2 separate regions of the Homo sapiens genome follow, and region 1 is linked to region 2. A link is a contact called in ENCODE Hi-C or POLR2A ChIA-PET data. All regions are on one chromosome and are shown on one strand. Each heading gives the region's core, a stretch centred on a gene start or an enhancer-like site at or near the end of the contact. The rest is flanking DNA. Distances are from core to core; before and after follow the strand shown. Region 1 overlaps ITGBL1 (integrin subunit beta like 1). Region 2 holds the start of ITGBL1 (integrin subunit beta like 1).

What was found. A loop is a pair of places that touch in the nucleus more often than their neighbours do. ChIA-PET counts read pairs that join two places held with the same protein, here RNA polymerase II (POLR2A). Pooled maps may share reads with other maps.
Region 1: a map of endothelial cell of umbilical vein shows a loop between it and region 2 (18-fold over the local background). The contact joins the enhancer-like site here to the promoter of ITGBL1 in region 2. A Hi-C loop is called at or near these places in 3 of 168 maps with a recorded cell type or tissue (PC-9, endothelial cell of umbilical vein and mammary epithelial cell) and 2 of 50 pooled maps. POLR2A ChIA-PET finds 5 or more read pairs at or near these places in 1 of 52 experiments (PC-9).

The regions. Positions count from the first base shown.
Region 1 is chr13:101,638,966-101,643,321 of GRCh38, forward strand. All of the region lies in intron 7 of ITGBL1 (integrin subunit beta like 1), which reads left to right. Among named protein-coding and RNA genes, the nearest start is that of ITGBL1, 190 kb to the left of the region's middle. Within about 2 kb of position 1,971, at least 4 of the 41 ENCODE cell types and tissues checked have a DNase peak (open chromatin) inside an H3K27ac peak, as active enhancers do; they include PC-9, endothelial cell of umbilical vein and mammary epithelial cell, where a contact is called at or near this core.
Region 2 is chr13:101,450,575-101,455,248 of GRCh38, forward strand. ITGBL1 (integrin subunit beta like 1) reads left to right here and starts at 2,101. Exons shown (of 11, transcript NM_004791.3): 1 at 2,101-2,357; 2 at 3,309-3,526. The coding sequence starts at 2,260. RefSeq lists enhancers at 1-345, 1,679-2,183.

The DNA.
Region 1 (4,356 bases), core at 721-3,220, 190 kb after region 2:
AAATGGTAAAAAGTAACAACTAACAAACTAAGAAAAAAGAGAAAGGAAATGAACAGTGTTATAGGCAAGTAGATGCTGTGGCTTACAAGCATATGGTTTTCTCTCAGAAACGCCCCAGTCCTGTCTCCTATCTCATCTCTAGGAGCCCACATCTACACATCAACCTTTCCTACCTGAAGTCAAGACCTAAAATAGCTGTTTACATTTGGAAGATAGTATTCAGAGTATTCGCTTTAAATATCTTATCTAGAAATTACAAAAAAATTCAGACTTCTCATAGATTTTCTATACCATATTTTCTACTCGTGGCCAATATTTCCCTGAGACAAAGTTTTCTTTTGTTCTGAAATTCATGGGATAAAATAATTGCTTGAATAATCAATTTTTGGAAAGACTGATAATGTTGCTCAAGAATTGAAGATACACATATCTAATCATCATTTGGAATTGGGTGAGTCATCTCCAAGTTATTTCATATGAAATAAAATCAAATCCATTATTTAAATTACAGCTCACAGATATTTCTGAAATTACAATTCCTTCAAATATATATAAGAAGAAGTTAAATATTTACTTTTAAGATTTATTCTAAAACAAAATAGTTTACTACATTGAATAGACTCAGATTTCAATTTGGGTCTTTAGGTATAAGTAGGACCTGTCTTCCTTACTTTTAATTTATTTTAGCATGGCTTTATTATTCTGCATTACACACCGTCTTGTGTGTTTCCAATTACAAACCATGTTTCATTGGGTTCTCTCAGCATTTTAGTTTTGTTTTTGAAATATTTGGTGGTTGCTTCTCCTCTAAAATGCTTTAATGCAATTTCGGTTAAACTTCAGATCATCCAATTATCAGAATAGCACTATATAGACAACACATGAAGAAGTGAGTCATTCACCCATTTCCTGTCTTTTGTTTCTTTACTGATTGAAGGGTTCAATAAATTCCTTCAGCTCATAATGACCATGAAAGTTAAATACTATTTTTATCCATTCAGCTGGGTTTTAAATACAGCATGTGGACCCATCATTCTGTCATGGGCAGAAGCTCTGGAAATTCTTGACAACTTATAATCTTCCCTGCCCATATTCACAAGTGAAAATGATTATACTTACAAGAAAGAACTTTACACACTAATTTTTGAATCAACTTTCAGAAAGACAAGAAGTCCATGAAAATCAGTGTACACTATTGCTTTTGAGAAAAAAATTATCTGAGTATAAAGCATTCAGGATTTAAGGGTTCAACTTATTACTTGTTTATCACAAGTTAAAGTTCTTGTTTATCACAAGTGGAATAAAATCAATTATTCATGATAACACTTTGGCTTACTCAATGTAAATTTTCTTGGATTAAAGTTAAATTTTAAAATAAGGCAGTCTGTTTGACAGAAAATGAAACTTTTACTTTAGGAGAAGAATACAATGTCCCAGACCACTCAATTTAGATTACACCAGGCACTCTCTTGATTTATCCCATACCCTTGTATATTCTACCTGGGTACATTTTTTACTACCTGAAATCTCACCGTATATTTTTTTACTTCTAGAAGTCTATTTTACCTTTTAGGATAAAATTACAGAAGAACGCACACTTTTCTTATTTAGCTTTGTGGTCTTTAAATTTTTTTAATTTGCATTTATTTTATTTTAAAACCTTCAACTTCCATTTTGGATTCAGGGGGTACATGTGCAGGTTTGTTACATGGGTACACTGTGTGATGTCAAGGTTTGGGGTAGGAATTATCCCATCACCCAGGCAAAGAGCATGGTACCTAATAGGTAGTTTTTCAGCTTTTGTCCCCCTCCCTCTCTCCCTTTCTAGTAGTCCCCACTGTCTATTGTTCCCATTTTTATGCCCATGAGTACCCGATGTTTAGCTCCCACTTATAAATGAAAACCTGAGAGCAGTACATTAGCATGTCAAGTACTCCAGTGTCCTAATAAATAGCTGATGACTAACGTTGAAGGAATGAAAAATATCCATCATTACTTATTTAGTATTAGTGTACATTTTACTACCATGGCACTTATGACTAAAGGTTTTGAAATCTGCACTGCAGAACTTCATGGGTCTTTTTTTATGCCTATGTTCTGAGTGTAATTATTCCTTAGTTGTTTCATGTGTATATATGAGTTATTTTTCTCAATTAGGATGCAAACATGCTGATGGCAGGAACTTACAATAGCTTCATCTTTTGAGTTCTATCATGGCTGACATAGATTAGCAGCAGAGTGTCAATGTGTGCAGTGAGGGAATGATGAGTCAATGTCTGAGTGCAACAGTAGGTGTCAAGTAATGGTTGTTAAATAAATGCATTACTTTAATAATCTGCCAGTCAGTTTATGAATAAGGTGAAGAAATAAACATATATTTCTTTTTATTTTTTTGCATATTTTAAATTATTTCCTCTTGGTCTATATAGAAAAGGAGTTAAAATGTGTGCTTTCTAAAGTCTCTCTGATTTTTTGATTGTCTATTTATGTCATTGTGGTTTTTATTCTCAATTTTGGGGTGTACTCCTTCATAACTTGTGTTTATGTGTCTTTCTTTTTTATTTTATTTTATTTTATTTATTTTTATTTTTTCTTTTTTTTCTTTTTTTATTATGCTTTAAGTTTTAGGGTACATGTGCACAATGTGCAGGTTTGTTACATATGTATACATGTGCCATGTTGGTGTGCTGCACCCATTAACTCCTCATTTAACATTCGGTATATCTCCTAATGCTATCCCTTCCCCCTCCCCCGACCCCACAGCAGTCCCCAGAGTGTGATGTTCCCCTTCCTGTGTCCATGTGTTCTCATTGTTCAATTCCCACCTATGAGTGAGAATATGCGGTGGTTGGTTTTTTGTTCTTGCGATAGTTTACTGAGAATGATGATTTCCAATTTCATCCATGTCCCTACAAAGGACATGAACTCATCCTTTTTTATGGCTACATAGTATTCCATGGAGTATATGTGCCACATTTTCTTAATCCAGTCTGTCATTGTTGGACATTTGGGTTGGTTCCAAGTCTTTGCTATTGTGAAGAGTGCCGCAATAAACATACGTGTGCATGTGTCTTTATAGCAGCATGATTTATAGTCCTTTGGGTATATACCCAGTAATGGGATGGCTGGGTCAAATGGTATTTCTAGTTCTAGATCCCTGAGGAATCGCCACACTGACTTCCACAATGGTTGAACTAGTTTACAGTCCCACCAACAGTGTAAAAGTGTTCCTATTTCTCCACATCCTCTCCAGCACTTGTTGTTTCCTGACTTTTTAATGATTGCCATTCTAACTGGTGTGAGATGGTATCTCATTGTGGTTTTGATTTACATTTCTCTGATGGCCAGTGATGGTGAGCATTTTTTCATGTGCTTTTTGGCTGCATAAATGTCTTCTTTTGAGAAGTGTCTGCTCATGTCCTTCGCCCACTTGTTGATGGGGTTGTTTGTTTTTTTCTTGTAAATTTGTTTGAGTTCATTGTAGATTCTGGATATTAGCCCTTTGTCAGGTGAGTAGGTTGCAAAAATTTTCTCCCATTTTGTAGGTTGCCTGTTCACTCTGATGTTAGTGTCTTTTGCTGTGCAGAAGCTCTGTAGTTTAATTAGATGCCATTTGTCAGTTTTGGCTTTTGTTGCCATTGCTTTTGGTGTTTTAGACATGAAGTCCTTGCCCATGCCTATGTCCTGAATGGTAATGCCTAGGTTTTCTTCCAGGGTTTTTATGGTTTTAGGTCTAACGTTTAAGTCTTTAATCCATCTTGAATTAATTTTTGTATAAGGTGTAAGGAAGGGATCCAGTTTCAGCTTTCTACATATGGCTGGCCAGTTTTCCCAGCACCATTTATTAAATGTGGAATCCTTTCCCCATTGCTTATTTTTCTCAGGTTTGTCAAAGATCAGATAGTTGTAGATATGCAGCGTTATTTCTGAGGGCTCTGTTCTGTTCCATTGATCTATATCTCTGTTTTGGTACCAGTACCATGCTGTTTTGGTTACTGTAGCCTTGTAGTATAGTTTGAAGTCAGGTAGCGTGATGCCTCCAGCTTTGTTCTTTTGGCTTAGGATTGACTTGGCGATGTGGGCTCTTTTTTGGTTCCATATGAACTTTAAAGTAGTTTTTTCCAATTCTGTGAAGAAAGTCATTGGTAGCTTGATGGGGATGGCATTGGATCTATAAATTACCTTGGGCAGTATGGCCATTTTCATGATATTGATTCTTCCTACCCATGAGCATGGAATGTTCTTCCATTTGTTTGTATCCTCTTTTATTTCCTTGAGCAGTGGTTTGTAGTTCTCCTTGAAGAGGTCCTTCACGTCCCTTGTAAGTTGGATTCCTAGGTATTTTATTCTCTTTGA
Region 2 (4,674 bases), core at 851-3,350:
GATGTTGACAGGAAAGCCTGTTCCTATGTCCTTGTACTATCACACGTGGGCAGGATAAAATGTAACTCTAGAATTTGTACTAAAGGTGGGTGGAAATTCCACTCTTAGATCCAGGCACCCTCAGGCGTCAGCCCTGAGCCCTGTGCTTTGCAAACTTCTCAAGCTATTATTATGTAAAAATAGATATCTTGGGATATTATTCAAATGCACTCTGTGATTCCTTAGAGCTGGGGTTGGGGCCTGAGAAGTTGCATTTCCATAAGTTCCCAAATGATGCTGATGTTGCTGCAGGTCCATGGACCACGCTTTAAGAACAACTGACTTAGTAATTCCCATTCTGTCTCTTTTAGACAGGCCCTTCCCCCACAGGCTGCAGTTCATGTGACTTAGGGAACCTGCCAACTCAGAACCTGTGTCCTTTTTTCCTAAGCCGCACTTTGGTTATCCAAGACCCCAGAATTACCTGTCCAGACAGCCTCCCAAAACTGTGCATACCTGTCCCCAGTCTGTCCTTGCAATAGAAGACTCCACCAGTGTGTACACACCTGTATCTAAGTGTGGCCAGAAAATCAGCTATTTGAAAAAGGTTAAATTGTGTGGGTAGGGGTTGGGGGGTGGGGGGACACACAGATGGGCCTCATGCAAAACCTCCCCTATTACAGGGTGGAGATTGGGGTAGAAACAGAAATGTACTATGATTAGAGGACCTTCATCGTCTTCTTGCTCCAGCAGGCTAGTGTTGTGGTGGTCTTACCCTTATACCTACTTATATATAAAGGACAGGGAGAAATCCCATCCTATTATGGCTCATCCCTGATTTTAAGGATCTGGGACCACAGATGATTCTTGGATGGTTCTATTTCATGAGGAAGGATTGCATGTACAGTGCTCTTCTTAGGGTGAATGAAAAATGTTTTCCCCCTTCCATATAACCCTCTACACATTTTCCCAGATGACCATAAATGTAGGGGATAGTGTATGCACTTTGGATTTCAGCTGAAATACGACTAACTTCCTCTGTGAATTTGAGCAAGTCAGTTGACCTCTTTGCCCTCAGTTTCTTTATCTTTAAAATGGGAGTAAGAATGTCTCCCTGTTCTCTTCCATCTCCTTCTTATTTCTACCCAATTTAATTCAATACTTTTTTCAGTTTTTTGTTCAGATGCTACCATCTTTGATTAGATCAAGTGCCTGTATCTCATCTGGAAGTAACTTCTCACTGCACTTGCAACCCTTTGTTCTTTTTTTTTGTGGTTTTGTGTTGATTAATGTCTTTCTAGCTCATTGGACTCTGAGAGAGCAGGGATCATGTCTCCTTAGTTCTCTGTTATATTCATTCTGTCTTGCACAAAACCTGGCACCTGATAGATGCTAAATCCCCATTTGCTAATGCATAAATAAATGTGTGATTATTGTCATAATTAGAGAAAACATACTAAATGACTGGCACATAGTAGGTGCTTAGTAAATGACACCAATTGTTTTTCAGTGCAATTTGTGCTATAAATAAACATTTAATTTTCTTTTCTCACATTTGATATATGGGGAGAATGGGGTGAATTTGAGACAACTACAATTTAAACTGTCCAAGTCACCAACAAATTGTGGTGTGATAAGCTACTGGCCTAAACAGCTGGAAGCATGACACGCTTTTTAAAGACTAAAGAAATGAAATATCCAGTTTAAATCAAAGGATAATAAATGCAAGAAAAAGTTGTGTTTGTCAGATTTCCTTGCCCCGGCCCCAACCCAAACTCCAAAGAGTGCATCTACTTTAAAAGCGTGTGGTGAAAGTAATTCCCTACCCAAGTGTTCCCACTACTGTCACTGGCCTCACCCTTCTCCACAACTCAGGGATTATTTTAAAGGTTTCTTTAATATCGGCCAGTCCAAATATTCTCTTGTCAAATATTTCTGTGGCCCGTACTTGAAATCTGTGAACAGGACACTTTTTTTTTTTTTAATGTCAAAATAAACCATCTGCTTGTACAACTGTTTCTAATTACTTCCCTGCCTAGACTCTCCACTGAGGGGTTTGGCACCAGCACCCCGCCCAGAGCAGTGCCGCTGCCCAAATCCTCGCAGGCAGCTCATCAACGCAATTGCAACTCCGGCTGGAGCCCCGGACCTGCAAGCCTGGGTGTCCGTGGGTCCGTCTGCCCAGCCATCTGCTGGTGGCACCTCTCCCTCCTGCCGCCTCCCTCGGTGAACCCCACCTTGCAGAAGTGCAGCTCGCCCGGAGCAGCCCAGGAGCTCAGCATGCGTCCCCCAGGCTTCAGGAACTTCTTGCTGCTGGCGTCCTCCCTTCTCTTTGCTGGGTTGTCAGCTGTTCCTCAAAGCTTCTCGCCATCTCTGAGGTAAGTTTGGTTTGTTATTCTTCAGTACAGACCTGCCCTGCTTATGTGGCAGGGCTCAAGCTTGCAGGATGGCTGCCCTAAGCCAAGAGCTGTTATTAAATTGGACAAGGGATAAACTGTTTTCAACCTGTTCCTTTTCCTCTCCTTATATCTACAGCGTGTATTGCCTCATGTCTGTCCTTTTGCTTTTCCTTTGGAAAAATGCAATCATTGAATAAAAATATAATTTTCTTTTCTGCAAATACATATCAGGAGGAATTCCTGCTGTGAGTTAAAATGCTATGTGTACCAGTATCTTCTCACAACATGTAAAGCAGAATGATCTGTTTCCCAAGGGCAGCAACAGGAGGTCTGTGTTACATTTTGTATCATCCTGAAAGAGACTGAGTGAGGCACACTGCAATAGTGAAACTAAACTTTTTAAAAGTAGAGTTCCTAAAGACTGCTTAATGCAAATTATGCCCGATGCTATCATAGCATGTCTAACTCTTTCTATAGATTCACGTTTTCTCTTCTGTAATATAAGTGCCCATTGGCCATCAGATAGCAGTGGGACGTTTTTTAAAGGAGAACTGAAAAGTCAGCTGAGTGCCGTACCTTGGATTACTTTGTATTTAATCTAAATGTGCATATAAGATTTAGTGATAAACTACCAAAGAGCAGGGCAGTTCACCTCTGTCCACCTGGAGGAAGGACCTGTGTCCGGGGGCAGGTCACCCATTACACATTTTGGGCCCTGGTCATTTCTCTGGTGGGTGATACCTGTTTGCTTGGGAAAATACAGCCCTTCCAGGCAGCGCTTGGACCCCAGAGAGATGTGGGCCTCAGGCGTCCTGTTCTTGGGGTTGTACGTCTGCACCTGGAGGGGACACTGGGGAGGAAACGTGGGTTCGGAGCAGGGGGCGGCGTCCGCGTCTGACCCGGCCTGCCGGTTGCTTGTCGCCCGCGCAGGAGCTGGCCGGGCGCCGCCTGCAGGCTGTCCCGGGCCGAGTCGGAGCGACGCTGCCGCGCACCTGGGCAGCCCCCGGGGGCCGCGCTGTGCCACGGCCGGGGCCGCTGCGACTGCGGCGTCTGCATCTGCCACGTGACTGAGCCGGGCATGTTCTTCGGGCCCCTGTGTGAGTGCCATGAGTGGGTGTGCGAGACCTACGACGGGAGCACCTGTGCAGGTAAGAGGGCGGCGCTGTCTCCTCCCTCGGGAGGTCGAAACTCCTCTTCTGGGATTTCTGCCACTCCCTAGAAGAGTGAAGGGTGGGGACACGCCTCCCTTCACATAAGCACCAATTAAGTTACTGCGATTGTCACACTTTGGCTAGTTAATTCTGGCATCATTTATCACAACACTTTTATCCCCCAGGCTCTGAACTTGAATGGAAGTAAAGTTTTAAAAATTCATTCACTTAATTATATATTTTATTGTAATTATGATTTTTTAAAGTTGGGATCTTGCTATGTTGCCCTGGCTGGTCCCCCCCCCCCCCCCCAACTCCTGGAATCAAGCTATCCTCCCTCCTGAGCTTCCCAAAGTGTTGGGATTACAGGCGTGAGCCACTGCACCTGGCCGTCATTTGCTTAATTCTAAAATCTCACTTGCCTCTAAAGTTCCTCATTATAGACTAAATTCCCCAATGTCCTCACAAATGGAGTTATTTTACTGGGTTCTCCTATCCCTATCAAGAATGTTAATGATAATATTTGTAGATCTTAGGCCTGTATTTTATTTTACATAGGAAACAGTGGGAGGGGGAATGTATTATTTTCCTCCATTCTAGGGAGGCAGGTTTTGTCTTTGAAGCCTGATTTGCCCTCTCATTATTAGAATATAGTTCACAGGCAGGAGTGCATATCAGAAAACTGTAACAAGGAAAAAAGTAAACGGGCACATATTTACTTAGAATGACTGTTCTTGCATTGTTCTAGCTGCTTGAATTTTTGAGTTGCAATGAAACTTGGTATTTTCTGAGGGTGGAGTGAAAATACATTCATTTCCCTTGCACATTTTTAAGGAGTGATTCAGGTTCTGATATTGGAAAGGGTCAAAAAATTCCTTCCCAGAGAACACCCTTAACCTCTTTACCTGTGTCGTTTTACTTAAGGCCAAGAGCCTCAATTAGTGCCTTGTGAGTGACACAGAACTCCATTAGTGAAAGCACAACACAATGCATTCCAGCCAGGGTTTGGCAAATTTGTAGGAAAAACCAGCCACTTATTTTACCCTCAATGTAGCTAAGAATAATAAGACAGCCAACACTAACATAGAAAGATCAAGAATGAGTTTATAGCAAAATATTTTTTTCTCGGAACCTGGGCCCAGTAG